Linked DNA regions of Mus musculus: region 2 is linked to region 1. A link is a loop called in an ENCODE intact Hi-C map of the cell type or tissue named here. Cell type or tissue: left cerebral cortex. All regions are shown on one strand. Each heading gives the region's core, and the rest is flanking DNA. Links, peaks and the distances in the headings are about the cores only.

Evidence for each region. A loop is a pair of places that touch in the nucleus more often than their neighbours do. Peaks named below come from ENCODE experiments on the same cell type or tissue, not always from the same donor. Only the 100,000 strongest peaks of a DNase experiment are listed, where the experiment ranks them.
Region 2: a loop joins it to region 1, with 4 times the contacts of the local background. A loop is called at or near these places in 3 of 42 quality-filtered maps.

What each region holds. Positions count from the first base shown.
Region 1 is chr6:131,345,005-131,361,591 of GRCm38, reverse strand. It overlaps a transcript of Styk1 not described here. Among named protein-coding and RNA genes, the nearest start is that of Gm22362, 27 kb to the left of the region's middle. In left cerebral cortex, for the core only: a CTCF peak has its summit at 7,742 (motif pointing right); a DNase peak (open chromatin) is centred at 7,770; H3K4me3 peaks cover 495 bases.
Region 2 is chr6:129,385,118-129,401,704 of GRCm38, reverse strand. Clec12b (C-type lectin domain family 12, member B) reads left to right here and starts at 16,202. Exons shown (of 6, transcript NM_027709.2): 1 at 16,202-16,305. The coding sequence starts at 16,215. It overlaps Clec1b (C-type lectin domain family 1, member b), which reads right to left and starts at 4,408. Exons shown (of 6, transcript NM_019985.3): 1 at 4,027-4,408; 2 at 1,550-1,645; 3 at 108-233. The coding sequence starts at 4,090. In left cerebral cortex, for the core only: a CTCF peak has its summit at 8,390 (motif pointing left); a DNase peak (open chromatin) is centred at 8,372.

The DNA of each region.
Region 1 (16,587 bases), core at 3,352-11,351:
ACTGACAGCAAAGACTTACTCATCCACAAAAAAGTACACACACACACACACACACACACACACACACACAGACAGACACAGAGTATCTTCCACGGACCCTGGAGTGGTTCAGTGTTTAATACAGTTTGCTTTCATAAGAACCAGAGTCAGAGCCCCAGCACTTGTGTTTGGCAGGTCACAACTTCCTGTAACTCCAGTTCCAAGGGATCTGATACCTTGTGGCTTCCACAGGCACCTGCACACATATGGGCTGACCCCTCAAACTAATTAAAAGGGGGGGGGGTCTTCCAGGTGGTTAATCACTTCACTTCATGTAAGGGCCATTCTTTTCTCAGGATGCTTTTCCTTCCATACATGACACAGACTCAGCAACTGCCAATGTGTTATTGTCACTTTAATCTGCGACATTTTGAGATTTTTTCAATGAAAACAATCTATCTTAATGAAGGTTTTATTGCTACTAAGAGACACCAGGACCATAGCATCTCTTATAAAGGAAAACATTTAACAGGGGCTGGCTTATAGTCTCAAAAGTTAGTCCATTATCATCATAGAGGAAAACAGCAGTGTGTGGGCAGACATGGTACTGGAGAAGGAGCAACAGAACGAATGTGTGCCAGACTGTGTCACACTGGGCGTGGCTTGAAGATAGGAGACCTCAAAGCCCGCCTCCACAGTGACACTTCCTCCAACAAGGCCACACCTCCCAATACTGCCACTTCCTATTGGCCACAAGGCCACACATCCCAATACTGCCACTTCCTATTGGCCAAGCATTCAAACACGAGTCTATGCAGTCCATTCCTAGTCTAACCACTAAGCTTACTTTCATATATTCCTCCCATCTTCTCTCTTCCCCCTCTGTTCTTTTCTCTTCCTTCTCCTTCTCGATGGTTGGAGATTGAATTTCAGGGTAAATCGTGCTAGGTAAATATTTGCATCATCTTCCCAACTTATATATAGCTCACTAAATAATCCATGGACCAGGTGCTTCTGAAATGCTATATTTTATCTTTGTTGTGGCCTAACCTATTTCTCTTCTGCTTATAAGAAAAATGTGCCTCTGAGACATTCCTAGGATGGGTGTCCTTAGGGTAACTAATGCCTGCTGCTGTCTTAATGTGGGGCCAGAAAGCTGTGAGATGGAGAGGAGCAGGCCTGGATGAGTGGGGCTGATGTGTGCCCAAATCCTGGAAATCTCATCCTGAGGTGGGCAGGGGCAGGGTCACTCCACTGCCCCCTTTGCCCCAGGCCTCTATGTCCTGGCAAATGTGTGCCTCCCACCCTTGCCTCACCAGAGAATGTCACACAGCCAGTAGCTAGGTTAAATTTCCTTTCCCCTTATAAGGTCATGCCCAGCAGCACCTGGAATTTCTGCTCACAAAAATGAGGCATCCCTAGTATTCTGGCCCCAGCCAGTGATGTACACTTACCCAAGAGCCGCTACTCATCCCACAAAGGTTCCATTAGCCTTTGGTTCCCCCAACAAACTGAACCAGTGCTCTGAAGCTGTTCCCTGCTCTGTGTTTTCTTTATCTATGCACTCACAACTGACCAAGATCCTGCCTATACCCACCTGACCCTGCTAAGCTTCTCTCCCTCCAGTCCAGCTCACTGTGCAATGGGCCTGGCTACCCAGAAGGGAGAGGCAGACCCAGGACAGCATCCTAACAACCTTAAACTCCAGTGGCGTAGTAGAAGACATTTTTTCTTGCTAATGTGTTGGGTTGGGTGCTTTTCCCCAGGCATGTTCTTCCCAGTGGCTACTCAGGAATAAAGTTTCCTTCATGCTGTGTGGCTCTGTCTCCTTTAAAATGTGGTTTCAGTCTTAGCTGTTATCCAGCCAGTACACAGGACCACTACGGAACCATTTTCCTTTAGATAAGGAGTACACATTCCTTTTGCTAATGATATATAAGTTAAGTGCTACTTACAACATCTTCATGGGGCTGGGACAGTTGTGTAAATGCAGACAGACAAACAAACAACAACAACAAAAACACAAAACCTAGGTTAGATAACCCTCTGCCACAATTCCAAGGCACAAACTGCAAAGAAAAGGACCTAATTTCAAACACGCTGTTTCTGCTTTCTACTACCTGCCTCCCTATTCATGGTGCCTTGTTAGTACAAGAAGGTGAGGGCCAACAAGCACAACAGCCAGCAGTAAGTGCACAGCCACGGGAAAATAATCTTGGCTCATGCTTATTTCTTCATAAATTATATGATTCTTACTTCATGAAGGATTTTCTAATGCTATGTTTATAGAAATGACATATAACAAGTGGCATTCTAGTAAGGTAAATTTTAGAATTCCCAGGGATTATTGAATTCTTTCTCAGAATTATATATATATATACACACACATATATGTATATATACATATATGTGTGTATGTATGTGTCACAAATATATATGACACTAGAAAATAAAATAAGTGAAAATTTGATGAGACAATGAAGTAAAAGGAAAAATACATTTAAGTCAAAACTGGTATAAAGCACTCTATGTGAAATATGAAAGACTGTAAATAGTAAGTGAGGGGCCATGGGTGTGGGGGAGAGAGGGGGGAGAACCCGCGGTGTCCTAGGCACCAGGTTCCTAGCTTCGGACATCCCATACACCAGTGGACACCTCGGAAAAGCTGAGAACATAATAGGGGCCCCAGGGCAACAGTGAGCCCCGGGGCTGAAGGAAGGAGAGGGCAGGGGGAGAGGGTGCTTCATGGTTCCCACGTGGGTGAGAGTCCTTGGTTTGGTCCATGGCTGCAGCGCATGAAGGCCTTCTGGTGGGAGGTTAGAAGCAGTTCATTCAAGCAGGGTGGGTCTTGATGAGCAGAGACAGTCTATGGTTTTAAAGTGTATTAGTCTGGGTTCTCTAGAGTCACAGAACTTATGGACAGTCTCTAGATAGTAAAGGAATTTATTGATGACTTACAATCGGCAGCCCAATTCACAACAATGGTTCAGTCGCAGCTGTGAATGGAAGTCCAAGGATCTAGCAGTTACTCAGTCTCACGCAGCAAGCAGGTGAAGGAGCAAGAGCTAGAGCTAGACTCCCTTCTTCCAATGTCCTTATATTGTCTCCAGCAGAAGGTGTAGCCCAGATTAAAGGTGTGTTCCTTAAACTCGGAGATTCAATCTTCTGGAAACCATAGCCACTATGGCTCAAGATCTTCATACCAAGATCCAGATAAGGATCTCCAAGCCTCCAGATAAGGGTCACTGGTGAGCCTTCCAATTCTGGATTGTAATTCATTCCAAATATAGTCAAGTTGACAACCAGGAATAGCCACTACATAAAGCTTTATTGTAGAAAGGCAAGGAGAAAGAGAGAAGGTAGAAAGAGAGAGAGAGATACTGGTCATGGCCATGTGGTGAAAGCGGGGAAGGGAATGAGAGGAGGGCTAGAGAGTAAGAAAGGTGAGGGCTTAAAGAGAGGGAGGAGGGGCCAAGAAGCCTCTCTTAATAGTGGGCTGGGCTATCAGGTAACTGTGGGGGTGGAGTCTAGCCAGAATGCCAGAAGCTTGGGGCATTGTCTGCGTGACTGATAGTCACAGAATTATGGAGTTGGGGGCTTTGTGGTGTCAGGCGCCTGTCTCTGGGAATGTGGCTCACTTTTTTGTCCCTTGTAGAGTTCTCTACTGGGTCATCGGAACAAGCCTCATTTAACCAAAATAGGCTGCCTATCACAGTCCCACAGGTAGGGTGGGCTAAGTATTCAGTGAGATATACAACAGGTGTACTTCTAAGTTAGAAGCATTGTGTCAAAGAGAGAAAATCAGTTGCCTCCAAACCTCATACAGAAGCACTTTATGCTTACTCCAGAAGGGAATATAAGCCAGAGATTTCTGACATTATCTATCCTCCACACAAATAGATACTGTGTGCCTCTTATGTGCCATGCATTATTTTATGTTCTGAGGCTATATCAATGAGCAAGATAAAACTGTGTTATGGAGTTATGCAACAGAGAGGATGAATAACAAAGAATTGTTAGTATGTCTGGGGATAGTGAGTCCCAAAAGAGAGGGAGCCTGATAAGAGTGATGGATGTAGCAAGATGGGGAGGTGTGGGTGGTCAGGAAATGCATTACTGCAGAAGTGACATCTGAGCTAAGACCACAGAAGTGATGGGGTTCAGTATGTAAACCCCACACCCCCAGTGCTCCAGGAGCAGCAAATCACAAATGTGCTTGTCTGGAAATGTTTAAGTTCTTTAGAAAATTATTCTTTCACAATTTCAGATGGATGTACTGTGTTATGATTGTACCCCCACTATCTCTTGTCCCCTTCTATTTATTCTTCCCAATAAATTCTGATCTTACTTAATGTCTCTTGGTGAGTGTGTGTGTGTGTGTGTGTGTGTGTGTGTGTGTGTGGTACCCAAAGACTGTCACTTGGGTTGCTCGTAAGAAGGTGATGAGGGGTGATCCACAGGAGTACTGGTGCCTTAACTAATGGTTATACTGGTGAAAAAATGGTCCCTTGCTCTTCTAGAAACTGTTAATTGCCTATAGCTTGTCAGATGTGGTTGGGATCTTGTAATCCCCCCCTCCAGTTCATGGTGGAATGTTGATGGCTTATACACTCACAGATTCTGTGAGTTCTAGAGAAAAGATGTTACACAAAACTGCCTTCTGAATTTCTGATCCTCCTGTCTCCACCTCCCAAAGAGTGGCATTACAAGTGTGTGCCACGTCACCCCCTGGCCCACCCACACTCCTACTCCAGATTTTCCTTGTTATTTACTTCTTTGGTGCTTGGCTCCTTTTCTAGGAGAATTTAAGGGACACTAGTAGGTTAATTCCTTGCAATACCTCTGATTCTTTTCTCATGCAAACATCCACTGATGTAAACGTTTCTCTTAGAACTCCTTTTCTACCCCAAGGTTCTGGAAAGTTGTGCTTTCATTTTCATTTGATTCTAGAAATTTAAATTTTTTATCCTGTTTTTGTTTTGTTTCCATGATCCATTGGCCATTTAAGAACATGTGCTCCATCTGCACTTATTTACAAAGTATTTGTACTTTTGCTTCTTGTTGCCATTTCTCATGTTTGCTCACCATGCTTTGATAAGGTACATGAATTGTTTTGATTCTTTTTAAACATTTTTACTTTGAAAACATTTTTAATTATATTTATTTATTTTCTTATTTATGTGTGTGTGTATGTGTGCATGAGAGACTGTGTTATGGAGTTATGCAAAATAGAGGATGAATAACAAAGAAGTGTTAGTATGTCTGGGGATAGTGAGTCCCAAAAGAGAGGGAGCCTGATAAGAGTGATGGATGTAGCAAGATGGGGAGAAAAAGTGTGTGTGTGTGTGTGTGTGTATGTGCTCGCACGTGCGCACACGCATGCATGTAGGGTAGATATGCATGTGGAGGTCAGAGGACAGTTGTAGGAGTCATTCCTCTCCTTCAGTATGGGGACTGAGACAAAACTCCAGTTATTTGTCTTGGCAGCAAGCATTGCTCACCAAATGAACCTCTTTGATCTATTGCTTTTGTTAAGACATGGTTTGTTTTTGTTTGTTTGTGTAGAAATGCATAAACAGTCAAACACATAAATGCTAGGTGTGACTTCGCTCTCCTGTATTACCAATACTCAAGATGCTGAGGCAGGAGGATCACAAGAATATGCCAGGCCAGTGTAAGTTTCCAGTGACTTCAAGATCATCCATAGTGAAACTGTCAGCATAACTAGAAATCATCTGGTTTTTGGATGAGGCAGCCTAAGGTTAGTGACATCTCCCATAAGCATTTTTCCCAGACAGGAAATGGACACCAGTAAAACGTTAGGAAAACTTTTAGTGAAAACAGGAATCCAGGGCAAGGGTAATACTTCTTGTCAGAAAGCAGGATAGGTGAACCAATAAAGTACACAGAAGAGCTGTAGCAAGCCTCTGCTTTATTCAGGCTAGCTGAAAGACTGTCATCTGCTGAGGATCATCTGACACTCCACCTCGTCAGGCTGATAGAAGAAGAAATAAACACATTTTATGCCTGTTGATTTAATCTTGCAGTCAGTTAAAGGCTGCTCCGTATAAACCCAACTGTCAGGATGGGTATATGAGACAGAAGATGAGAGCTAACCAAATGTACTGCTGTGAACTTACCTTTCTAGGTCTTTTGGATGTTGGGTCAGGAAGGCACAGCTATTTGTCATTTCTGTCTATTTGACAGAATCAGCCAGATTAGAGCCCCACAGTGCTTTACTGGTCCATTTTCAACCAAATAGCAAGCATTTTGAGTACTGTTTGCTGAGCTGTCTGTCTTGAAAGCATTAAGCACTCTCAGTGAGAATCTTTCCCCCTTCCCAATTTCCTAACCTCTGACTTACCCAAAAAACCCTCTCCCAAAAGAAAACTAGGGCTGGGGGTGTAATTTAGTGGTAAAGGACTTTCTAGTCTATGTGAGGTCCTGGCTTTGATCTCTCTGACTGAAAAAAAAAAAAAAAAACATGAAAGGGCGCCACCTGTTACTGCCTTTCAAGCTTTGAAGGTGGAAGAGAAAGTTATGGAGTGAGCAGTCTGGAAGCAGTTCCTGAGAAAGCCCAAACAGAGTCGGAAGCTAACCCAGCAGTGACGCTCCACCGTGGATAATGACTACAGTAGCCAGGAGTTTGGGCCAGACCAAGGAGTCTGGGAAATGTCTTAGATGTTGGAAAAACAAGGAAACCGATCTTTCTCCAGATTCCCCAGAAAGAAATATATACAGTCATTTTAGTACAAGGAGACCTTTGTTGAAAATTCAGCATGCAGAGCTATCTATGTTAGTCAAGCAATTTCATTTGTGTAATTTGTTAAATCGGCAATAGAAAACTAACGTATGACTGAGCTGACAGAACTTAAAGCTAACATAATTCACATATGGACCTTTACCCATGACCAACATTCTCTGATTTACACCAACCCAGTGTTAACACAAGGTCACGCTGCGAGTAACAGCCCGTATTTACTTCCTTGTTTTTAGCTGACCACACAATACCTTTTTTTAAACCTTACAAAAATTTCCCTCTATGACTCTAAGAATCCTCAGTGTGGTAAGGGACCTCATAAACCTCCAGCCCATCTTCTCCTATCTGGGTCCCGCGGTTTCGATCACCTGGCTTAAATTTCCTCAGTACCGGGGAAATTGCTTAAGGTACTAGGCACCACTGCAGAGATTCCAGATCTGACCACAGCTCCATCAGAGCTTCTCTGGTGATCTTATGTTGCCAGGAAAACATTTCAGGGAAATCTTGGGGGCATGGGTAGGCATTGCGGTCGCTTTGGGGTCTCCTTGCTCTCAGATAAAGTAAGAAGAATCACTTGATGTTAAATGTCTTTGAAACCGTTTCAAAGCAGTGTGCCTCAGGATTGAACATCTTTTAGGTTTTAAAAATATCCTTTTGATGAAATAACTCTACCATTTGAATTATAATTCTCATCTATGCTTCAACTGTACATCAAGAGGGCTTAGACAAAGGAGTGTAGGATAACTCCACTTTCCCACACACCTTTCCCCAAAAGGAAGGAGGCTCCAGAAAATAATGGGTTTCTAAAGCATCGTACTAAATATTTGATAACGTGCTTTTAGGACTTTCTTTTGTATTTATTATTCCTAGGTTTCTCGGTGTCGTGGTGGCGGTTCGTTTGGTCTTGTAGCACCTGGCAAAGCCTTTGGGTAGAACCATGCCTGGAGTCTTCCAGACAATTGCAAATTCCCGGGGAAACGGCTGCTGCAGGGTCTGCCAGGCGGTGGCACTGTTGGCCTTCACCATGACTCTGATTCTCCATGAACAGACTTTTCTCTTGCACTGTTCATTCACCTCGCAATCGAAAATGAGCGCGTCGCTTGGCAACAAGTCCAAGTTTTACAGTTTCAGCGGAGGTTTCCTGCTGACTGCTGTGTGGTTGAGTTCCGGAAACCTCAGAGCCCGCAGATTTCCCTTTGTGGGGCGCTCCTCCTTCATCCTCTGAGGGCAGCCACGCCCCACTGGAGGAAGTTGAGACTGGAAAGCCTTTCCTTGAAGCTGGCAAACCTTGCCGTGCCTCACCTGTCTCTTCCAGTCCCCTGACTGGCCAGCTCCATCTGAAACCAGAGTGACCAGAGGAGGGACAAGGTACCATTTGGCTTCTGCGGTCAGAGGGAGGGAGAGGTACAGAGGGTGAATCTGGGTGGTTTGACGTTTGGGGAGAAGAATGGAAAGGGAGAGGGAACTAGAGGTGGAATAGCCAGGCTGGCTGTATGAGAACCAAGGTGCGCTGATGGTATTTCTTTGGAATAAGTGTCTTGTGGCTTTTGACTTCTGGCTTTTTATGACATGAAAACTTCAGTTTTGCCAAAGAGAACAGTAAGATGAGATTCTCTGAGAAGGAACAGCCAGGACCAAGAGAGTATAAAAAGAATGAGGGCACATTACTTACCTGGGGGTCTGTAATGAGTACCTTGGGTTCAGCGCGCTCAGTCTCAGAATTAGGTTTTCAGATTACAGTTACTGCACAAGGCCATGGACACTCTAAATGAGGTAATATTTGTATTATATCATATTTCAAAACTGCATGTTGTCCTTTGTTGGGCCAACCCATTTTTCTCTCAGTTCCTTAATCTCTCTCTCTCTCTCTCCTTCCCCATACTCCCTCTCCCTTCACCTCCATCCGTCCTTCACTCCTCCTCTCTCTCATTTGTATTACTTCCTTCTGTAAAGATTCTTCTCTCCATGTGAGCTTCTTCTGTATATAAGACCATGTCTTTCCCCCACTTTTTAGTAAGAGCCATCAGTGGATGTAGGAAAAAAGCCAGGGGCTGCCGGCACGCTTCAGTAGACCTGGATGGACACTGGACTTTGCTAACTGCCTGCTTTATCATCTTGCCGCCATCAGTATCTCCACTCACAGCCATGAGACTGATCCTTTTACTGAGACAACACGAAGTATTTGTGCCATTGCAAATTATAACCAAGCCCCCCACCCCCAGAAAAAAAATCAGGGTTTGCACAACCAACTCTAGTTTCAAGTTATAGAAACTAAGTACATATAAAACTAAGTACATATGTCTTTAGGACTGTTGCTCTTGCGCTCCATGGGAAGGATTTATTCTGGGCCTTTTTCTGGGGTTGGTAGATGGCTGTCTTTATATTATAACGTCCCTCCCCACTTATGTTTGTCTGCCTTTCCCTTTCATTTATTTTGTAAGTAGATCAGTCATATTAGGCTAACACCAATCCTACTTATCTCATCTTTTGAAAGATTCTGTCTTTAAATAATGTCAAATTTGGGGATAGGAGGTGCTACTATATCTAATATGAATGGAGGTGGGGGAATCACAATTCAACCCATGACAACAGGTTAGTCTTTTATATATGTGCTCAGCTACATTCTATTAAAAGTGTGTTAGAGAAAGTCAGGACCTCTTGCGGGCTGCTCAGCTGTCTCCTACAGAATCATCCTTCCACCTTCCGCACCTCTCCCTGTGGTCTCAACAACAACGTGACATGCTCTGAAGTTGCACGGTCTGTGAGTCTACGCTTCTGTTTTGTTAAGCTGTGAGATCTCACCTGTGCTGCGGCTACTGTAACCAATGGACACACACACACATACAAAACAACCACACAATACAAAATAACACACCATACAAAAGCAAAAATGATGGCATAAAACACACATTCAAACATGAGTAGGATGATCTCTTGTCCTGGAGACTCTAAAGGAAAGTCAGTTCTCTGTCTTGCTTGTTTCTAGAGCTTCTGGCACATTCCCGAGTTCATGCCTCTTTGTTCACATTCACACCCCACACTGTCTGGGTTTGTTTGATGCTTCAGTCCTTCCCACTGATGCTTTGCCTCCTTCTTGACCATTTAAGGATACTTGTGACACACCAGGTTCACTCTGTTTTTCTTTATTTGATTAATCCCATCTGCAATGTTAATTCCCATTTGCTATTTTAATACTAATAAAATCAAGATATTAATAGGTTCCAGAGATCTAGGGCATGGGCATTGTGGGAAGAGGGAGTAATTTTTCTTAGTCTTGTACTGCATTGATTATCATCTCCCCAACTCCCCACCCCTCTGTCTTGTTTTTCTCATTACTGGAGAATGAACTCACGGCCCTGTCACTTACCCTCTTACCCTTAGCACTCTCTCTCTCTCTCTCTCTCTCTCTCTCTTTCTCTCTCTCTCTGTCTCTGTCTCTCTCTCCAACAGCTTTTCTTTAATTATTTTTTTTTTTTTTTGGTTTTTCGAGAGAGGGTTTCTCTGTATAGCCCTGGCTGTCCTGGAGCTCACTTGGTAGACCAGGCTGGGTTCGAACTCAGAAATCTGCCTGCCTCTGCCTCCCGAGTGCTGGGATTAAAGGCATGCGCCACCACGCCCGGCTGTCTTTAATTAATTTTTACATTACGTGTGTGTCTATATTACTTGCATACATAGACACATACACCATAATGTAGGTATGTTCATGTGAGTGCAGCCATGAGGCATTAATCATCCAGAGATGGAGTTGCAGGCAGCTGGGGGCCACTGGAGTCGGGTGCTGGAACTGAACTGGAGTCCTCTCCAAAAGCAATACATGTTTCTAACCACTGAGCCATCTCTCCAGCCCTATTTCAGTCCTTTTTTACTTTCTACATTTGAACAGGGTTTTTGGTTGTCCAACCTGGCGCTGAACTGACTCCCTGGCCCAGTCAGGTCTTGAACCTACTATTTTCATGTCTCAACTTCCAAAGTAACTGTTAGTATCCACTTTTTACTCAGAGATCAGTGTTTTGATTGCTATGTTTAGCAGGGAAGTTTAAATCATTTTTATAGAGAAAACATCAGCTTGCCCAAAGATGGAATGAAAAAAAAATATGTGTTCACTGGGCAGCAACTGGGTGCCATGATATTTTCTGTCTAATACTGTTTAAAGAAACTCTTTGGGATAGAGAAATAGATCAGTAGGTAAGATATTTGTTATATAGCCTGACAAGCCAGGATGAAGCCCAAAACCCAGGTGGAAGGAGAGAACCAAGGCCCAAATGATATCCTCTGAGCTGTACACAATGAGCTGTGGTATATGCATATATGCACCTACATACATGGGCACACACACATATTCTCTCTCTCTACATATAATATATATATAATATATATATATAATATATATATATATATAATCTCTATCTCTATCTATCTATCTATCTATCTATCTATCTATCTATCTATCTATCTATCCAAGATAAATGAAAACCACATTTTTTCCCATGGTTGTCATTGCAGTTTGATATGCTCAATCAGTTTCTGTAGCGATTTTCTTATAAGAATGACTTGCAGACCCAGGGATACATTTATAGACAAATTGACCTATTCAGTAAGCCTTGGTTCCAGAGATACAGCCATAAAAAGGATAATCCAGCACCTACATCTTTGTGTTCATGAACATTTCTTTTGCACTTGTACTCTTGTCACTTCAGATCTGTCCTCAGCAGTGCAAGTTTAGCTGGTCTTGGTTCCCACATGCTCCCTGTATCTACATCTGTCTGTGCTGATGCAGGGCGCAGAGAGTCCGACTGTGATGCCCTGTAGGAAATGGATGTGGGTGGGAGTGAACAGATAATAGTAGGAAATTTGAATTCAGTGTGGGTCAGTGGCGTGGGTGCTGAATGCTCTCTATTCGTTAGCTCATGTCTTGGACACAGTTTCCAAATGGGGAAAATGAGAGAAGAAATGAATTCACTGAAGGTAAAGCTGCCAGGTGCTGAAACTATTGTGAGTTCTGTCTCGAGTCCAGGTCCTGAGTTTATTTTATTTTTGTTTATTATTATCAGTGTTGGTATTATTACTGTGGGGATATTTTTCCTAGGTGTTATTGGATTTTTGTTGTTATTTGTTTTGAGACAGGGTGTCACATATCTCTGGCAGTTCTGAAATTACTATGTAGCCAAAGATGAGCTTGGACCTCCTATCCTCCTTTCTCTACCTCTCTGTCTTAGTCAGGGTTTCTATTCCTGCACAAACATCATGACCAAGAAACAAGTTGGGGAGGAAAGGGTTTATTCGGCTTACACTTCCATACTGCTGTTCATCACCAAGGAAGTCAGGACTGGAACTCAAGCAGGTCAGAAAGCAGGAGCCGATGCAGAGGCCATGGAGGGATGTTCTTTACTGGCTTGCCTCCCCTGGCTTGCTTAGCCTGCTCTCTTATAGAATCAAGACTACCAGCCCAGAGATGGTCCCACCCACAAGGGGCCTTTCCCCCTTGATCACTAATTGAGAAAATGCCTTAGAGTTGGATCTCATGGAGGCATTTCCTCAACTGAAGCTCCTTTCTCTGTGATAACCCCAGCTGTGTCAAGTTGACACAAAACTAGCCAGTACACTCTCCAAAGCTGGAATTCAAATGTGAGCCACCATGCCTCTGTCTGAGTTTGTTTTAAGTGCTATCACTCTGTGACCAAATGAAAAAAGCATAGAGCTCTCTGTTTCTGATTGTTTTGTTATACTTTTTCTTCTTAGAAAGAAAAGATGGGTTTAGATATAGAAATGCCTAAGGATACGTCCATGTTTAAAGACTGGACTCTTTTATTCTCAGGCTTCTAAGAATTTCTTTGAGTTCTCCACCTAGAATAATAATGAGAAGATAGGTTCATGTATCTATCATGTATTCTGGGTCACTTACTTTTAGATAATGTACCTTCTTTCCTGGGTGTGCTGATATTCAAGGCAGGCAGCCTCCTCTCATTCTTAATGAAGGGTAGAAGGCTACCCTTCCCATTGCACCAACTGAGTTGCATGCTAGGACTAAAGACTTCACAAGAAGCAAATTAGGGGCAGAAGGACTAGTTAGGTTCACGATTTGAGAGTGCCATCTCTCAAGGTGAGACCAAAGCATGGCAGTGGGACCTTGTGGTTCTGATGGCAGAAGGGGGACGATTTTCAGATGGGAGGGAATGTACTCCCTCCTACCTGTCTCATGTACCTCAGGCTGGCTTTGAACTTATGACGTAGCTGATGCAGTCCTTGGATTCCTTGATGATGGGATACAGGCTGCAGCATGACATTTGACATGAGTTTCTCCTATTTTTTCAAGCTGGGATGAAATCCGTAAGACTGTGTCTTGCACGTTTAGGGTGGGTCCTTTATGCTCAGTTTAACTTTTCTGGAAACAGCCACAAAGATACCAGTAGAACTGTATCTCCTTGGTAACTGTGATAGAGGAGGTCACTGGCTGATCACAGTGGCATGTAGATGCACTGGACTAATCTACTCAAGTGCAAGCAACACAGACACACACACACACACACACACACACACACACACACACACACAGACACACACACACACACACACACACACAGAGACACACACACACAGAGGCATACAGACACATACATACCTACACACACACACACACACACACACACACACACACACACACACAGAGGCATACAGACACATACATACCTACACACACACACACACACACACACACACACACACACAGAGGCATGCAGACACATACATACCTACACACACACACACACACACACACACACACACACACACACACAGAGACACACACACACAGAGGCATGCAGACACATACATACCTACACACACACACACACACACACACACACACACACACACACACAGAGGCATACAGACACATACATACCTACACACACACACACACAGACACACACACACAGAGGCATGCAGACACATACACACCTACACACACACACACACACACACACACACACACACACACACACAGAGGCATACAGACACATACATACCTACACACACACACACACACACACACACACACACACACACACAGAGGCATACAGACACATACATACCTACACACACACACACACACACACAGACACACACACACAGAGGCATGCAGACACATACACACCTACACACACAGACACACACAGACACACACACACACACACACACACACAGAGGCATACAGACACATACATACCTACACACACACACACACACACACACACAGAGACACACACACACAGAGGCATGCAGACACATACACACCTACACACACAGACACACACAGACACACACACACACACACACACACACTTAGGATCAGCCTCTTTGAGGTCATGTTTGCTGGGCTGGCTCCTGCTGACTTTTACCTAAATGCTCAATGACTCTTTGGCCCCAAATTTAGTGCTGCTTCTAATCAGTTGGTGGGCACAGCAGCAGGATTTGTCAGTATGAGAAGCAGAAGTGATGTACTTTGTGATTGGAGGCAGGGAAAGGTTAAAGGGATGCCAAAAATTTGACTTGGACATTTGGTCTTCCATCTGATTTATGGTTACATTCCACAAGTTCAGTCAGTGTGGTTGGAATCTGGGTGGGCCTATCTGGCTTCTTGCTCCTTGAATTTCCCTCCTGGCCACAATATCTGATTCCTTCAAGGTTCCTTGAAGCTGACAGCTTGGTATGAGACAGCCGGGGTTCTGGTAGAAGAAAAGAACAGAGTGCTAGAGTATTCTTATAGTCTTAGCAGTAAGGATACGGGTAAGTGGTAAATCCCATCTGTGTGCAGGGATGGGGTTTAGAAGCCTGCCCATCCTGAGGCTTGGTAGCAGAAGATACCATGATAGTACATTGGTACAGCCATATCCACTGGAAATGGTGAGCATCATGAAGCTGCCACAGTTCCAGCAAAGCTGAGCTGATTGTGGCAATCGCTGTACTTCTATCTCCAACTCTTGGGTTTTGGTCTCTGCATAGTGCATAATTAGGGATTTTCTGCATTGTGAATCATTTTGACTTTTTCTGAGAAAAATCATACCTGAGTCCTTTTTGGAAAAATCCTAAAATTAACTTAATGTGGCCGATATTTGGAAGTCTTCTTTATGCCCTGAGGATCATTAAGCACAGATAAGCACATAGCTAGATGAGGCCTTTACTCCAGGAATCTGCTTTGGGTATCTGCCCCTGAGCAAACTCAAATAGTGTACTTGATGCCCGGCAAGTAGATAATTGACAAACTCTGACTGGTCAGGAGACTAGGTTACAGATTCAAGTCTCATTGTATTATAGGCTTAGAGGTCTCTAAAAACGTAGTTTAAAGGTAGGGAGTATACAGGGTACACTCTTAAAGGAATACAACTCAGTAAATAAAATAGGTTGACTAAAGTAAACACTGCCTACTTTATAGCATAGATGATGAAACATATAGTAAAAGAAGTTAGGTATGAGTATTTGCTATTTGAAAAAGACCAGTTCAGATTTTCCATTTGTCTGCAGTGCTTTCAAGCATCAAACAGTGCCATCCTAAAAGCAGGTGTAATATATTAAATGTGTTTGCTTTGGAGGAGACATTCTTTAAATTCTTTAAATTTGAGTTATGGTGATAATAACAATAAGAAGAATTTGTTCCATTTGTATTTTCTAACTGTGACTGGACATGTAATGAAAAATCAAACATATATTCTGTACCACCTGGATAATCACTAATCAATCTTTGTTCTGTGGAACTTGTATAAATAAAGACACACCTGATTGCTAGTCAGTCAGCTTGAGATTCCGAGATTCCCCTCTGGCTCTCCTCTCCATGCTGGGAAGGTCCCCTGCAGCATATGGACACAGTGAATTCCAAGACCTGGGATCTCCTGTTTCATTCTCATCCACGTAAAACTCATTTTTACACAGAAAGACTGAACATCATCTAGCTTTTGAGTGGTAAGAACTTGTAGTGGGACAAGCATTAGGTAGGGATTCGAAACACCCAATGCCAGCCTTAGCTTCAGTACTAGTGAACTGCTGGGTAGATGTGAGTATTTCTGGCACGTTCTTTCATTAGTTGTAATTTATGCTCATTAATGGTACAGAATACTGGATTCCCTGGTGACGCTTTCACATCACCCTCTCTTACTGTTTCTCCCACTATGCTCTTTTCTCTGCTTAAATAATTTCTTCAGAGGACCCTTGTTTCAGAGCTTGTGGCCTTTGTGATACATGTGCTGCATTTTGCCCTCTGTTAATGTGGGGATTAGTGAATGAATGAGCCAGGCCCAAGTGGTGAACACCTTTAATCCCATCACCTGGGAGGCTGAGACTGGTGGATCTCTATGAGTTCAAGACCAGCCTGGTCTACATAGCAAGCTCCAGGACAGCACATGCTACATGATGAGTCTCAAAAACAAACAAACAAACAAACAACAAACAAAGTGGGTAGGTAGGGATGTCAGAAAGCAGTGCAATGGCTTAGGAGGCACAAACACTTATCTCAGAAGCCTGTCTATATGAATCCCTAAGAGAAATAACCCACTGGCCCGCACACACACACTTTGGCACAAGCTCATGTACATATGCAACACACACACACACACACACACATTTTAAAAGAAATGAATAGTAGATCTCTGTCTCAGGTATTTTTGCTTCTTTAGTTAGAATATGACTATTATGACATGAACATAGAGGTTCTCAGTACATGTACAGTGTGCTAACACAATGGCTTTCTGATGCTTTTTTGACCTGCTGTGCTTGCATTATTCCTTGAAGCCCAGGATGCTCGTCTTGACCCCATGTGACCTCAGTTTCATCCTTTTTCTCACCCATAATCCAAACTC
Region 2 (16,587 bases), core at 4,505-12,504, 2.0 Mb after region 1:
GCCAAAGCTTTTCCCACCCGCAGCATTCCTGCTTGGGTGGACCTCTCTCCAGTTACCACGACAGATGTGCATTGCTTGGAGAAATGAGGTTTCTAAGTCAGACTTACCAAAAGTGCTCTTTGTCTTAATTTCTGATTGTCTAATCAACTCTTGGCAGAATTTCTTGGCCAATTGTTGCAGAGTCGCTGAGAGATTTTCCTTCTCCGCCAGTAGATACTTTTGCTGTGTGACCGCTAGATGTAGAAATGAGATAAATTACATCTGGGTCTCAAGGTCAGAAAGATGATGGCACGACTCTTGAGTGAACTTTCATTTATATAAACCTGCCGGTAGCTAAAGAGTTCACCAGGTACACAAAAGCCAATCAACACTGAAAAGCGAAATATAAAGGACTGCGTAAAAGAGCGTGTGAATCGACTATGAGAGAGTCCCGAGATAAAAACACGTGACTAAGGCAGCTGTTCCGATATTTCCTGGACAGGTTTCTAAGCGGGCTTTATAGAGATGAGAAGCCTTGGGTTTTGTATTCTGTTCTACATATAATATTGAATTAATCCTTCTAAAAATGTATGTTCAGATGGCTGTTCTAACCATATAGAAAAGCAGTTCTTAACCTGTAGGTCATGACCTGTTGAGCCAAACATCCCTTTTACAGGGGCTATACTGCATATCAGACATTTACAGTATCATTCATAACTAGCAAAATTAGAGTTGGGACGTAGCAATGAGCATAATTTTATTATGAGGGTTACCATAACACAAGGAACTGTGTTAAAGGATCCCAACACTAGGAAGGCTGAGAACCACCTGTATAGAAATTCAGGGAAATACATAGACTTTTCAGTCTGGTTAATTTTGCTACACTGTTTCTTATTTTCAATATCTTTATGAAACATTTTAAATTAAGAATAATAATATATTGACTAACACATGAAAAGAGAATGCATATTATATTTTATGGTGTTTAAAATGCCTTTATATCCATGTAAACAATATAAGGAATAAAGGATTCTAAAATATATTAAGAGCAGGAAAATAAACAAACTAGCAGCACAAATTATGACATGACCTTATAAAGTCTTATTATTAGATCGTCATGAACAGAAAACTGACGTGTCAGTAAATAAAATGGGGTGGGGTAGCTTTTCTGTATAGAGACTAGAGTAAGCAAGATTTCACATAGGAAGGCACGGGCTTTATTTCTGAAGCTGGAAAAGTTCTAGATTGCTCAGGCCTCAGATTAAGCAAGGCAGAGAGGCAGAAAGAAAGATAGCTCGGATTCACAGCGAGGAGGATCTTAAATGTCAGAAACACATTCTGAAAGTAATTTTAACTATGGAAAAAATTAAAAGTGATTTGAATCAGAAGAGGAGGGGGTCTCTCCCTTCTGAGTTTTCTTCCTCTGATGAGGTTATATCCGCAGCAGTATTCAGGACAATCAGAGTAGGTGACAAAGAGAGGAGCAAAGACAGTTAGGAAGCTTAGTATAATACGCCTCGTGGCTGTTGCTTCCCTCAGGTCAAAACCCTGGCAAGGAGCCAGTACTTACACATGATCCCCAGAGCCACGAGTCCAACAACCAGCCCCATGGATGAGATCAGCAGAACTAAAGCCATCACACGCCACCAAGAAGAGGCAGGTTCCGCTGTGGGAGCACAGAAAAGATGCAAACAGAAGACTTTCAGGCTACCCTGGGCTTCTCAGGATTGCCTAAGTCTATCATAAACAGCATTGTAAGCTATGTGTGAGAAAGCTTGGGACATGGAGGCAGAAAAATCAAGAGTTCAAGGGCAGCCTTGGCAACGTAGCAAAATCAGTACCAGTCTAGGCTCTATGAGTTACTGTATCAAAACTCAGTAAGACTTTGGCTATTAAGATGGCTTAGCAGGTAAAGCACTAACTACATAAGCCTGATAAACTGGATTTGAGTCCTGGAATACAGGGTGGAAGGAAAGAACCTACTCTGATCTTACCTGCATTCCATTAGTGACCATCCTCAATAAGAATGGCTTAATTTATACCACCCATCCATTGCCACTCTCTATGACTTATTCTCTGTCCATTCTAACATATAACTGGCTACCAAGGCCACGTGTATCTGTTTTTTTGTTTTGTTGTTGGTTTTGGTTTTTTGGTTTTGGGTTTTTTGATTTGTTTTGTTTTGTTTTTGTTTTTGCATCCCTGTGCCAATTAGTAGCTTTGGCATCTATGGGTGAGTAAACTGAGGCAGGAAGCTGCTGACAGGGATCAGTCCAGATAGTGATAGAGACTTCTATATAAGGCATCCAGTGATTAGAGAAATTCCTCAGCAGACTTCTCTCTGAGGGAACAGAGAGAAGGGGTTGGCTCTCCCCATGGCCAGCAAAAAACTCTAAACTCTTTTAATCCCTGGGGCCAGAGAGAAAGAAAGGAAAAGAAAGAAAAAGCATACATACATGTACACATACATGTACACTGAGAGGATGAAATAAAAAACAGACTTCAGTAACTTCATACATGCAAAGACAGACAGACAGACAGACAGACATTCTAGTTTTCTTCTGGAGAATGACTATGAAAAAACATATGTTCTCCTGTACCTTTACAAGAAATAACATTATGTAGCTAATTATAGGCAAAGAAAACAAATTGTTCCCAAGAACCCATGTACATTTGTAACCAAGCAACTTGTTATAGATTAACAAAGTGTGAGCAAGCAAGGTAGTTTCTCTCACTAGCAGGCAGCAGTTTGCAGTTACAAAAATAAGATTAATTATTTTATTTTATTGTTTATCTTTACAAGTAATCTTATAAGAATCTTAAAAGAATCACAAATTAAACTTTTATATAAAAAATCAGTCATATCTACTTTAAACCCTCAGAATACATACCTACTTAATAAAATCATCTTAGGAAGCTGAGGGCAAAAATGGGTGTAAGAAATCAATTATTACTAGTAAGACTCAGTGCTACCATTGTTCTTGTTCCCTGACCTTAAAAAGCCCTTAGCTTAGCTAATGAAAGTGTGCTTTTCTGAACATCAAATTGTTCCCTTAGGTTTCTTACATCAGAAGCAGTAGCAGAAACATCTTAACCTAGATTCACTAACAATTTTATTTTTCCAAATGTTTTCTAAGGATGGTGGTCATTGCTGATAATCTACATCTCTTAAGTTCTTTTCTAGGGTGGTGTTTGAATCATTAATCTGCTGGAGCAGAAATACCTGAAAGAGATCAAGCATATTTTATAAGAGCCAGAGATACTGTCCAGTGAGGGGCTGGACTCCTTAGAGTTTTTATAGGGATGTGAAGGGCAACAAGCAGAGCAGAACTCCATAACAGCATGAAGTCCTCAGGACATGGAGTCCTCTCTGGGTCATACCCATTGAGGCTGTGCTAACTGCTGGACCACATTCCAAGACTTCTAAAGCCATTTGTCATTCCTCTTACATGGCCCTCAGCACCCCTGTTCTCCTCCACAATTACTTTCATAGGCAACTGGTGGAGAACTGGGTCTTCTGGTGTTCAGAAATTTGATGTTGTTTTTAAAAGGACAAAAAAATTATTTTTATGTTACATAAATGTTAACTTATGAAATGTTTACATATTGAACAACACTATGAACCAAAGACTTTATATCATTTTAAACAGAAAAGAAAGGAAAGACTTCAGATTATAAAACGCTTCCCTCCAGAACATTAAAAGAAAAAACTCTCATGTTTTCTAATTAAGTCATGCAACAAATGTATTCCTTTAAAATGTGAAGACATTTGAGTTTTCAAACTGTCCTTCGCTTTGTTCTACCAGCTTCTAAGCACCCCAGTATTGCATTCTAATAGCCTTAGTACAATGTTCCCTCTTCTGTATTTTCTGCCTGTATTCTAACTATGTCTGCAGCAGCTTCTGTAGGCCCCACTTGCATGCTTCAGAAAAAGAATATCATTCAGGAAAACACAAATAAGTTTAAGCACCCTGTCACTGGGAGAGAGACAGAGAATAGGAGTGACCTATTTCACTAATGCCCAAATTGCTGAATGAGCCTTCTTACCTGAGCTGAGAGCTTGTTTCCGGGGCTTGATGTTTAAAGTGATATACCCATCTTCATCCTGCATGGCTCCCCTTGAACAGCAAAGAGCTCAGAGCTCAGTGACTCTGCAGAACTCACCCAATGTCCACCCTTAGAGTCTCAGTGCCTGCCAGTGTGGGCTCCTTCTCTCCCGGTGGTGTGGGGCCATATGCACCAGGACACTTGGGGTTTGTTTTGCTTTGTCTTGTTTTCCAGGAAGCCCTTTCTTGGATGTTCAGAGATACGTGGGCTTGAACCTAAAAACAAAAATAATAATAACTTGTGGTGAAAGAGTAGATGCGGGGCTCGTTTCCTGCTCTCTTATCTTCAGCTCTGAGTGAAGGGATGTTCCGTCCTGAGGGAGTATCCTGTCAAATGACAAAGTTCACGCTTCATCTTAACCCTAGGAAAGCTCAAAATACATCACGTAATTGAACTGATGCCTTATAAAAAAAACTCATGGATAAAGGTACCAGTAGGAATACAGCATCTACTGTGACTTCAAATCTAATATCATTTGAAAAGAACGATATAATAATGTCTAATCTTATCATTTATATTATCCGGTGTGAAATTACACATCTACAACCCTACAATAGAACGCACTTCTCCTTTTTATGACCTAAAGTTCACTTAAATTCTTGCATCCAATATAAGTCATTTTATTTAAAAAAAAAAAAAAAAGAAGAAGAAGAAGAAGAAAAAAAAATTGAGCTGCAAGTGAAGCAGACCTCAGATTGCTTAGTCCTAGACACTGAAGGAAAAAAGAGTCAAGTAAATACAAAACTCATCACAATATATGTTTCTTAGATAATATTTAAAATGAGTTCTTGGATTAAATAAAACTAGATTGCAACGGCACCTTTTAAGTTTGAGTGCAGTTTTGCGCAGTGACAGAACTGTTTGCAGGAGGGGGGATGCTGGTTTCCTTTTAATCACAGTGTCATAAATACTCCATCATTTAGCTCTATAGAAATGGGCTTTAAATAATTACACTGGCTTACCGTGACAGCAGCTACAGGAGCACCATATGGAGCTTGCCAGGGTGGTTATTGCAGGAATATTGACTGCTGCCTGTCTTGTCATTAGCCTAGAATTTATTTAATTTTGTAGTATGTAATTCTGCTAAATCTCTATGGCTAGAGCCCTTCTGCCTTGTTAAGAGAATCCAGTCTCCATATTTCACCATGAAGACCATCCAGGACCTATTGCCAGGAGTTTACTTGCCCTTGTTCTTTTGGTTTTTTGAGACAGGGTTTCTCTGTGTAACCCTGGCTGTCCTGGAACTCACTCTGTAGACCAGGCTGGCCTCGAACTCAGAAATCCGATTGCCTCTGCCTCCCAAGTGCTGAGATTAAACACATTCGCCACCACTGCCCGGCTCTTTTTGGTATCTTCTACATGGCTTTCTTTCTTTTCCTCCGTGCTCTTTACTTCACTCTCAGAATTTTGTCAACTCACTACAAGGATTCTGCATTTTGAAATGCCTTTCACTCACACCTCCAATGATTTCAGGAAGCCAACAGACTATTCACCAATTGCTGCTACTATTTGCATAGCTTCCACTTCAGCCAAAGATTCTCCATCTTCCTGGCAGAGGGGGGATATGCTAACTAACAGCCTTCCAGCAAAGTCTGGGATGACCTCTTCCTTCCTTGCTTCCTTTACTCACAAGCTGAGTTCAAACATGCTTTCTTCCCCTACTGTCTTATTTCAATGTCTTTCCTTAATTATGTACAGAATAATACAATGAAATTGAATGAGTAATTTCAGCTTAATGAAGAGAAAGGGGGTATCGAGCTTATAATTCTAAAGACATCTTTTCCAGGAAAGTTTCACTCCATTCTCTTAGAAATGAAATTAATCCCATTAAAAATGTAATCAGTAAACTAAATTAAATATGTAACTCTGAGCTCCAAGGACATGGGGAATTATGGTACACATTTTCTTTTTAATTTATGTAAACCTTAAGAAGTAATTAAATATAATAGTTACTTTGCTTTTAAGTTTCCAGATTTTCTGAGGCTTGCAAAACAGGGTTAATTATTAAGGAGTCCTGTTTATTCTTGAGAACCACAAGGGGACCGGGCTTACTTTACTTTACAGGTCTATTAGTTCATGGAACTGTCCTTTTAGCACCAAAAGAAGATACATCTAAGATGGATAAACTGGAGCCTCAGAGCAAAGGAATGATACTCCTTCCTACAACCATGGTTAAGCTGTTTCTGCTGATTCTTTTCTTCTTTCTCATTGTAATTTGTCACTACTGTTTGGTTCCTCAGTTACTCTAACCACAATCTTCTTCTCCCTAGATCTCTAGTCCACTAAATATTTATCTGCCTTTATGTGCATCCTATTCTCCAAGCACAGCATTTAGTGTTATGATCATACACACAGATACGGGAGAACTGCAGGGTCAGAAAGCCTCCAATAGTATTCACTCTATTTACATATACTATGAATGTAAGCTAAGTTATGTAATAAAAAAAATAAAACCAAGAAATGCAAAGAAGAAAAGATAAGCCATGCTTTTCTTCTTTCTTTTACATAGTTCAGAGTCTGGTTAGATATTTCTTATCCAAAACAAAACCCACCTTGACATTTCTTATTCCTACTTAAATATCTATCTCTTCTTCATTCAAAAAAAAATTGTAACAAAAGTAAAGCAAGTCAAAATTCTTCCTTCAATATTTCCTGTTGAAAGTCTATATTCAGAATTTAAGAAACACTGTCGTGTGAATTGTGTTTATGTCTTTTCAGTCATATACTGATTATCTATAAGACACTGACATCAGTGCTTAGTATTCATGGAGACAATGTGGCACTGGACCTAGGGAGCACAAACTTGCAATTTGACTAGATAATCTTGATTTTTGACATTGATTATGTTGTCCCCAAACCTACTACACAACAGTTCACACTCTTGTACCTTATTCATGCATAGTTATATATTTTTAATTTAATTTATTTTCCCTTGTTTTGGTGTTTGGGATTCAACTCCAGAGCCTCGTGAGTGTCAGACCAGCACTCTAACCACTGTACCACCCGTCCTGATCACATATTTAAATCGTTCCTGCTTACCCCCAGAATGATGCGTTCTAGCGATTGACATACAGTTACCACTCACTCAATATGTGTTGACTAAGTAGATGATTGTACACATGGAAACCTCTTTAAGACTGGGGATTTAAGACTATGGTCACATTTCATTTAAAAAGTGGCAACATTTCTATAGGTTTCAAATTCTTTTGGCTCATTAAGATGTCTTTCAAGTTTCGGCGTTGTCCAGAAGCATCACCTGTACTTATGGAAAAAGAATGGGTAACAGATCCCCAGATCTGAGTGACAAGGACTAGAAAGGAAGGTAGTCCAGAACCTTGTGGATAAGATTCACCAAGATACATAGCAGCATGAGACTGTGGGAAAGAAAAAGACATTCATTAGGAGGCATGGGCCACTGTGGACCTTGCTACATTGTCTACAAACGAAAACGAAATGAGTGTTTTGTAGCTGATGATCAGTAGTTTCACTCCAAAGTCAATGTCCTTTTACCAATAGTTCCGGTTCACCACCCCCACCATCGCTCCACTCTCTGCCCCTCACCCCCACCTCCCCTACCCCACCGCCTACCCCTCACTCAGTCCATCCCCACCCCCACCCACTCTCTACCCTTCACCCCATCCCTTACCCTTACCCCTCACACCACCACAGCCCCAACCACATACTCCTCACCCCATCCCCACTCTTGTCCTGCCCCTTGCCCCTCACCCAGCCCGGCCCTTCCTCTCACCCTAGCCCTCATCCCTAATCCTTACCTCTCAGCTTCCAGCACTAAAATTGTTGGTTTACCTTTGGCTTTTTTAACCTCGTGTGCACGCACATGAAATGTTGATTATCTTTGGAAAATGACAGGATTTCCTGTGTGGGAAACAAAGCATAATTAATGTTCATTCCTTCACTTTCAGGAATCTTAAACATGTGAGTTTTTAAGAAATGTGTTTTATTTAAAAGTTGCTGAATTTATTCTAATTATTTTCTATGTATGCAGTTTTTACTAATGAGAAAATTAGGCAGGCTTAGTAGTAAATGCCTGTGATGTTATTGCTGTGGAGACTGAGACAGGAGGAAGAGTGTAAGGAGTGTGAGGGCTATCTGGACTTCATACTGAGATCTTGTTCAAAACAAAACAAAACATGCACAGAGTTGAAAGGTTAATTTTCACACAAAAGATTACAGCATTAGTAGCTTTGAGTCAGGATTCATGAGTATACCTCGACAATTCTTTATTTTAAAAAAAGACAGAATCAGGTTTCTAACTAAATGCCATCCTCTATTTATCCTCTGTCTCCTCCTTGTGGCCATTTTTAATTCTTTCTGATTTTATTTTGTCTGTGCTTTCTTTTGGGTCTTTGGTACCTCTGTCTTTGATCTTTAGTTTTTCTTATATAAATCTGAATTATTGTGGAGTGGATTCTAGCTAGTTTAGTCTGTTGCCCCGCAGTGTTCTCTACTGCAAACTCAGTCTGTGGGGGCAGAATGATTGCTGAAGTACACAGAGAGTTCTGAAGAACACAAGGGTTCACTTCTTATCACATAAGCTCAGCATTTATTTTTTTAATGCAAATAAACTTCTACAGTTACACTAAGTTATGCTGTTTCATACATTGAGTAGCACTTTATGATTGATTAAATTTTAATACGTGTGTGTGTGTGTGTGTGTGTGTGTGTGTGTGTGCACGCAAGACAGTCTAAGGTAATTCCAAGTTGTTTGTTTGAGGGTTTGTGGCAGTTTTAATGTGTTTCTCTCTCTCTCTCTCTTTCTCTCTCTCTCTCTCTCTCTCTCTCTCTCTCTCTCTCTCTGTGTGTGTGTGTGTGTGTGTGTGTGTGTGTGTGTGTGTGTGTGTGTGTGTGTGTTCAGGTATCTATGGAGTCTATAAGAGGGTGTCAGATCTCCTAGGACTGAAATTACAGGTAGTTGTGAGCCACACAATATGGATTTTGGGAACCAAACTCAGGTCCTCTGAAAGAGCAGCAAGTGCTCTTAACCACTGAGCACTCTTTTCTGGCCCTGTGACAGAACTATTTTTAATTAAATTTGTTCTATGACCAATTAATTAATTATATAAGTATTTATTCATTCGTTTGTTTGTTTTTGAGACAAGGTTTCTTTGTGTAGCCCTAGCTAATCTGTAACCTGCTCTAAAGAGCAGGCTGGCCTCAAACTCACAGAGAACTGCCTGCCTCTGCCTCCTGAGTACAGGGATTAAAGGTGTGTGCCACCACTGCCTTGACATTTAATATACATACATAATATATTCTAATCACCCAAACTCTTACATTTTATTATCTCTTTCTCATGCCTGTCAACTTCGAAATCCCCCTTACAGATGACCCTTCCCAAATTCATGTCTCTTTGCTTCACTTCATGACCCACTTATTTTTTTTTAATTTCTTTTTTAAATTAGGTATTTATTTCATTTACATTTCCAATGCTATACCAAAAGTCCCCCACACACTCCCCCACCCACCCACTCCAACTTCTTGGCCCTGGCGTTCTCCTGTACTGAGGCAGATAAAGTTTGCACGACCAATGGGCCTCTCTTTCCACTGACGGCCGACTAGGCCATCTTCTGATACATATGCAGCTAGACACACGAGCTCTGGGGAGTACTGGTTAGTTCATATTGTTGTTCCACCTATAGGGTTGCAGATCCCTTTAGCTCCTTGGTTACTTTCTCTAGCTCCTCCATTGGGGTGCCCAGTGATCCATCGAATAGCTGACTGTGAGCATCCACTTCTGTGTTTGCTAGGACCCATCATAGTCTCACAAGAGATAGCTATATCTGGGTCCTTTCAGCAAAATCTTGCTAGTGTATGCAATGGTGTCAGCGTTTGGAAGCTGATTATGGGATGGAGCCCCAGATATGGCAGTCTCTAGATGGTCCATCCTTTCCTCTCAGCTCCAAACTGTGTCTCTGTAACTCCTTCCATGGGTGTTTTGTTCCCAATTCTAAGAAGGGGCAAAGTGTCCACACTTTGGTCTTTGTTCTTCTTGAGTTTCCTGTGTTTAGCAAATTGTATCTTATATCTTGGGTATTTTAAGTTTCTGGGCTAATATCTACTTATCAGTGAGTACATATTGTGTGAGTTCTTTTGTGATTGGGTTACCTCACTCAGGATGATGCCCTCCAGGTCCATCCATTTGCTTAGGAATTTCATAAATTCATTCTTTTTAATAGCTCCATCGTGTAAATGTACCACATTTTCTGTATCCATTCCTCTGTTGAGGGGCATCTGGGTTCTTTCCAGCTTCTGGCTATTATAAATAAGGCTGTTATGAACATAGTGGAGCATGTGTCCTTCTTACCGGTTGGAACATCTTCTGGATATATGCCCAGGACCCACTTATTTCAACCAGGACCAGCATATGACCGTGGGAATTTTTGCTGAAGATTTGTAAACATAGAGTTTTTGTTTAATGAGATGAAGAAAGACACTGGGGAGCATCATTCATTTTTGAGATTTTAAGTTTGAACTCATAGCTAACCAACTTGTAAATAGGCATCAAGATATGGTCAGTGGCTAGTTGGGTGTAGATAGAAACCAAGACACGGTCAATGACTGTATGTTCCACCCCTTATCATTGGTTTGGAAGACCTAGCTCATCTAAGGCTGAGTGTGAGAGACAAAGAGGGCCAGGAGCTGAATGCTGGCCCATATCAAACTCAACCAAGGGCTTTTCTTAGTTTCATTTCTTGTTGCTGTGATAAAATAGTCTGAAGAAAAGAAACTTAAATCATAAAAGCTTCATTTTGGATTACAATTCCAGAGGGTAAGAATCATTTATGGCAGGGAAGGCATAGGAAATGCAATGAAGATCCCGCAAGAGGAGGAGAAATCAGGCTGGGCACGTTTCATTTGTATGAAGGAAACAAAGAACAAACAGAAAGTGGGGGCTGAGTTTACAGCTCAAAGCCCTCCAGCAGTAGCGTGCTTCCTCCAGCAAAACTCTACCTCTTAAAACTTCCAGCAATAGATGTAGATCAAGGGAAACACGCCTTAACTGCTGGTGGGATTGCAAACTTATACAATCACTCTGGAAATCAATCTGGTGTTTTCCCAGATAGTTGGAAATAGTTCTACCTGAAGACACAGTGATGCTTCTTCTGGGAATGTACCCAAAAGATGCTTTATTATACCACAAGGACACCTGCTCCACTATGTTTACAGCAGCCTTATTCATAATAGCCAGGAACTGGAAACAACCTAAATGTCCCTCAACTGAAGAATGGATAAAGAAAATGTGGTTCATTTACACAATGGAATACTATTCAGCTATTAAAAACAAAGACATCAGGAATGTTGCAGGCAAATAGATGGAACTAGAAAATATCATCCTGAGTGAGGTAACCCAGACCCAAAAGGACATGCATGGTATGTACTCACTGTTTAGTAGATGTTAGCCATAAAGTACAGAATGTCCACGATATACCTCACAGACCCAAAGAACTTATATAAGAAGGAAACCCCAAGTGAGATTCCTTGAATATCACTTAGAAGGGGGAACAAAATAGTCATGGGTGGCAGGGGGAAGGAGAGACCTTGGTAGGAGAAGGGAAGGGGGTAGTAGAGCAGGATCAGATGTGCAAAGAGGGAGGAGAGAGGCCTAGTGGACCAGAAAAGTAATGTGGGACAAGGTTAGAAGTGGGAGGAATCTCTAGGCAGTCCCTGGGACCTGGGATGGGGGCAGCTCCCAAAAGTCAATGCAGGTGACCTTAAGAGTCTACCTCCTGTAGCCAGGCAGAACCCTGAGTGGAGGGATAAGAACACCAACCCACCCACAAAACTTTTGACTAAAAATTTGTCTGGTCTAAAACAAATGCAGGGACAAAGAGGGAGCAGAGACTGAAGGAATGGCCAACCAATAACCAGCCAAACTTGAGACCCATCCCATGGACAAGCACCAATTCCTGACACTATTAATGATATTCCATTATGTTTACAGACAGGAGCCTAGAATAATTGTCCTCTGAGAGTCTCTACCCAGCAGTTGACTGAAACAGACACAGATACCACAGCCAAACATTGGCTTTAAGTCTGGGACCCTTATGGAAGAGTTAGGGGAAAGATTGAAGGCCCTGAAGGGAATAGAAACTACACAGGAAGACCAACAGTGTCAACTAACCTGGATCCCTGGGAGCTTTCCAAGACTCAGCCACCAACCAAAGAGGATACAGGGACTTAGACCAAGGGCCCTAGCTCACGTGTAGCAGAGGGTTGCCTGGTCCTACCTAAGTGGAAGAAGATGAGCCTAATCCTGTAGAGACTTGTTAGGCCAGAGGTGAAGGGGAGGTGGTTGTGGGAGGGACTCTGTAAGGAGTAACCAGGAGGGGGCAGCATTTAGGATATTGATTAATTGATTGAAAAAAATCCTTCCATAATCCTTCCAAACATTGCCATCCGCTGGGAACTAAATGTTCAGATAAATGAGCCTGTGGAGGACATTTTACTTTGAAACCACAATAGGAAGAACTGGTTAAATCAATGGGGGATGTTGGGAGTGGATGACATAAGAAGAAAATCAAGAGAATGGTGTCTGGGCAATAATATGTTTAAAGAAGACTTAAATAAAGAAAATAATTATTCCACATGCTACCTATGTAACCAGAAAGATTTGTCCCAGGAAATACTCCCTGAACATATTTATGTTAAGTTTAAAGAAAATATATTCATGTCAGAGTTTTTGATTTATATGTTATAAGAAATTCAGGAGCCCTGAGAAGAGAAGGAAGGCAGAGACAGCTTCTTGAGCCCTTCTGTGGTTAACAGCATTAGAGAAATGATGTGTTCGTATGTGGAAGGTATGGATAAGATTTGTTGTTGTTTGGGAGATGAAAGGTATGTCGTGTGTATAGAATAGGGTGCATGAACAAGTAGGTATGACTTAAAATAAAACTTAGAAATATTAATGATGACTTAAAGAAAAGAATCACACATTCAAAATCCTTGAGTAGCTTTGTAGATGAGATAGAATTTAAAATACAGATGGAGAGCTGGCATAGCTAAGAGCTGGTATGACTTAACCTCTGTTGGAGAGAACCCGGCTTCTCTGTACAGGAAGGAGTAGTGTTTTGGTGTATTTGACACAGCAGAGAAACTGTCTTTTTTGTATTTCTAAGATAATATTGAAGTAGAATATCAGCGAAATTTAAGGGGAAATAAAGCAGGTTTGGTAATTGAGAAGCAGAAGTAGTGAATGATCTTCTTAGCAACTATAACACTGGCCAATTATAATTCTAAAGTCAGCAGTTAATGTAGTCACGTTCAGCCACCATTAAGCAAGAGGAGCACAAGGAGAGGACATTGAAGCCATGTCGTATGTCTGAGTGCTGATGATGGAGGAAATAAGCAAGAAAGTTGTGGCTGTTGTGAGAAAATGGTTACTGTTGTCAATCCTGGTACACGGTCTAAGCAAAGCTTAGTAGAAAGTGAGAATAAACTCTGACAACAATAAAAATGTAGTAGGAGCTTGAACTTCATATCCCAACAGACATCAAATTCTATGGCCATAAAACTGCTACTGGGGTGGGCTGGAGAGTTTGGGGGCCAGACAACATCGGCTCACACAGATTTAAAGGATAACTTTTTGGTGGGCAGCTGATTTGTGGTTATGGATAACGTTACTAGAGATAAGACCCAGGATGTTGACTTATCAACTCTGTATATATTGAAATGACTGAGTATCAGTAGAGCAGGAGAAGCCAACTGGAGATTTAGGGCATCTGATAAGGTAATAGGGAGGGCAGTAGATACTGTAGTTCAGTGGAATAGTTGCTCCCCGATAATGCTCAAGGCCCTGGGTTACAAAACCTCAAAATAAATAATCACACTAATTAACAAAGGAGTAAGGAAGGTTATTCTAGCACTTGATAAATAACTGCACATGTTTTGAAAATGCAGCCTCTAAAGATATCAATACAGATGGTGGAAATTTGTGGGATAGGAAAGTATGTAACTTCTAAATTAATAAAATGACAAACTAAAAACAAATTATATGGGCTTACAAGATCATGAAAATAGAGCACATGAAGGAGGCAGGATCCATTGTCTTTCTGGAAGGAATTACTAGGAAGTTGGAGATTGGTAGAAGTGTACTTCTTTTGAAAATCTCTGAGGAAAATCTGCTTTTATATCTTCCTTCTGGCACATGTTCATTGGGTTCTGATTGCTCGCCTCTTTTGCCTTATTTAATAGTCACAAAACTCACCGATCATCCACTAGAAGTTCTTATGTGTTTGAGATCCTTAAGTATCTGTGACTTCATTGAATAGATTTAGGTAACCCAACATAACTTCCTTCACTTTCCTTGTAAATTGTCACATTCAGAAGGATATCCTTACATGATATTCTACCCACCACAAATTCCTAATAACAATTTAATCCCTTATATAGTGTAGTATGTTTTACATTTTTAAAAGTATGCAATAATTAGAAATGGACACAGCTTTTAAGAACCCTGTGAGTTCTATGGCTAAGCTATTTAGTTCATCTGGAAAGAGGGAACCTCATTTGAGATAATGCCTCCATCAGAGTGCCTGTAGAGAAGTCTATGAGGCATTTCCTTGATCAATGATTGGTGTAGGAGAGCCCAGGACCCTATGGAAAGTACCATCCCTAGGCTGCTGGTCCTGATGTATATAAGAAAGCAGACTAAGAAAGTGATGGGGAGCAAGTCAGTAAGCCACACTCCTCCATGACCTCTGCTTCAGTTTCTAATTCCCAGTTTCTGACTGAGTTCCTGGCCTCACTTCACTTCATGCCATCATAATAGACAACAAGCCTTCAGTTGAAATAACCATTTCCTCCCCAAGTCCCTTTTAGTCTCAGTGTTTTATTATGGAAATAGAAAGCAGACTATAATGATGGCTGTTGTAAATAAATGACTCTGTGTGTGTGTGTGTGTGTGTGTGTGTGTGTGTGTGTGTGTGTGTGTGTGTCCGTATGCTATTTTTTTAATTCCACACAATTGCTAAAATACCATCTATACCACTGGATCCATGTTCCCTTGTCAAAATATTTACTGCTGCAATTTAAATATACAGTGGCTCTATGCCAAATTTGTTGAAAATAAAATCCAGTTATTATATGTCTAAGCTAGGGAAAGTAGATAATTTATGTTATCAAGCTTTTTAAAAGAAATATAAATTAATCCTATCTTTGCTTCCTTTCCTGGGACTATTTAGACATCCTTGTAACCAGTGTCCATGCAAACACCTGATTATTTCTGTACTGTTTATGGCTGTAGACAACCCAGACTTCACCCTCTGATTTTTCATACCAAAAAGATAGTGCATTTTCTATAAGAGTTCTGGCTGTCCTGTGGGACAATGACTGTGAGCTGCCCTTAATCTCGGGGGAAAAAAACACAAATGAATTAAAGATATCAGTGTGTCTTTGCCTCATTCTGCCTGCTTTTTTATCACTCTCTCAATACAGCAAGGCATTGTTTAAAGAGTTTGTGCTGGATTTTTCACAGAGCCACACCAACAGGGAGGGGACTCTTTCCCTTACTCAATTTAAGCATCCTGCAACTTCTTTCCCATGCCTCAACAACTCCCCATTACTAGTTCTATGTCTTTCTCTGTCTCTCTATGTCTCTTTCCATCACACACACACACACACACACACACACACACACACACACGCACACACTTTTCTTATCGAACTACCCATGCATATGTGACACAGCCCTTCCTATCCTCTCTCTGCTTGGTATCTGGTATGATTGAGGACACACTAGATCCAATACAGGATTAAGTAGCTTTACACACCAGCAAAGAAGAAAACTGGATTTTCTGTTCATTCTTCAATCATTCAGAGTTCAGTAACGATCATGGGGATTCCAACATGAAGCCTTAATGTTTGCTTGCCTACAAGCACAGTAAAGAACAGTGCAGTACAGATGAAAGCTGTCAACGTTCTAATTCCTAAGGAGAGTTTCTGCTTTCTCTCACTTTCACTAGAGAGAAATTGACTTTCATTCTGTCCTCACAAAGGAACAATAGGGAGTGTCTTGTGTCTGTGTAAAAGCGCCTGTCCTTGAAAAGGAATGGCCTGAACTGGGCCTGAAGAGATTGCAACATTAATTTACAAAATCACTTTCTCCTAGGATGTCTGATGAAGTGACCTATGCGACACTGATGCTTCAGGACTCTGCAAGAGTGAGGGGGAATCGGGATGGAAATAACCTAAGAAAAGAAGGTAAGAGCTTAGAGAAAGCATACCGTGACCTTGGAAATGGCAGGTGTTAAGTGCTTGGAGATGTAGGCTTTGACCTTAGGGGCAGGGAGGAATATGTGACATCGTTCCCAAAATAGAGACAAACTAGCAGAGTGAATCTCCTTAAGAGAATTGATGGGGCTTTCAAGACTGTGTGAATTGAATGGAATCATGGTAGGGGAAAAGTTAATGGGTATGTCAGAGTTTGGGTCTGGCAGTGAAGATTTCTATTTATAACTGTCCTTAGATTCTTACGCCTCATTA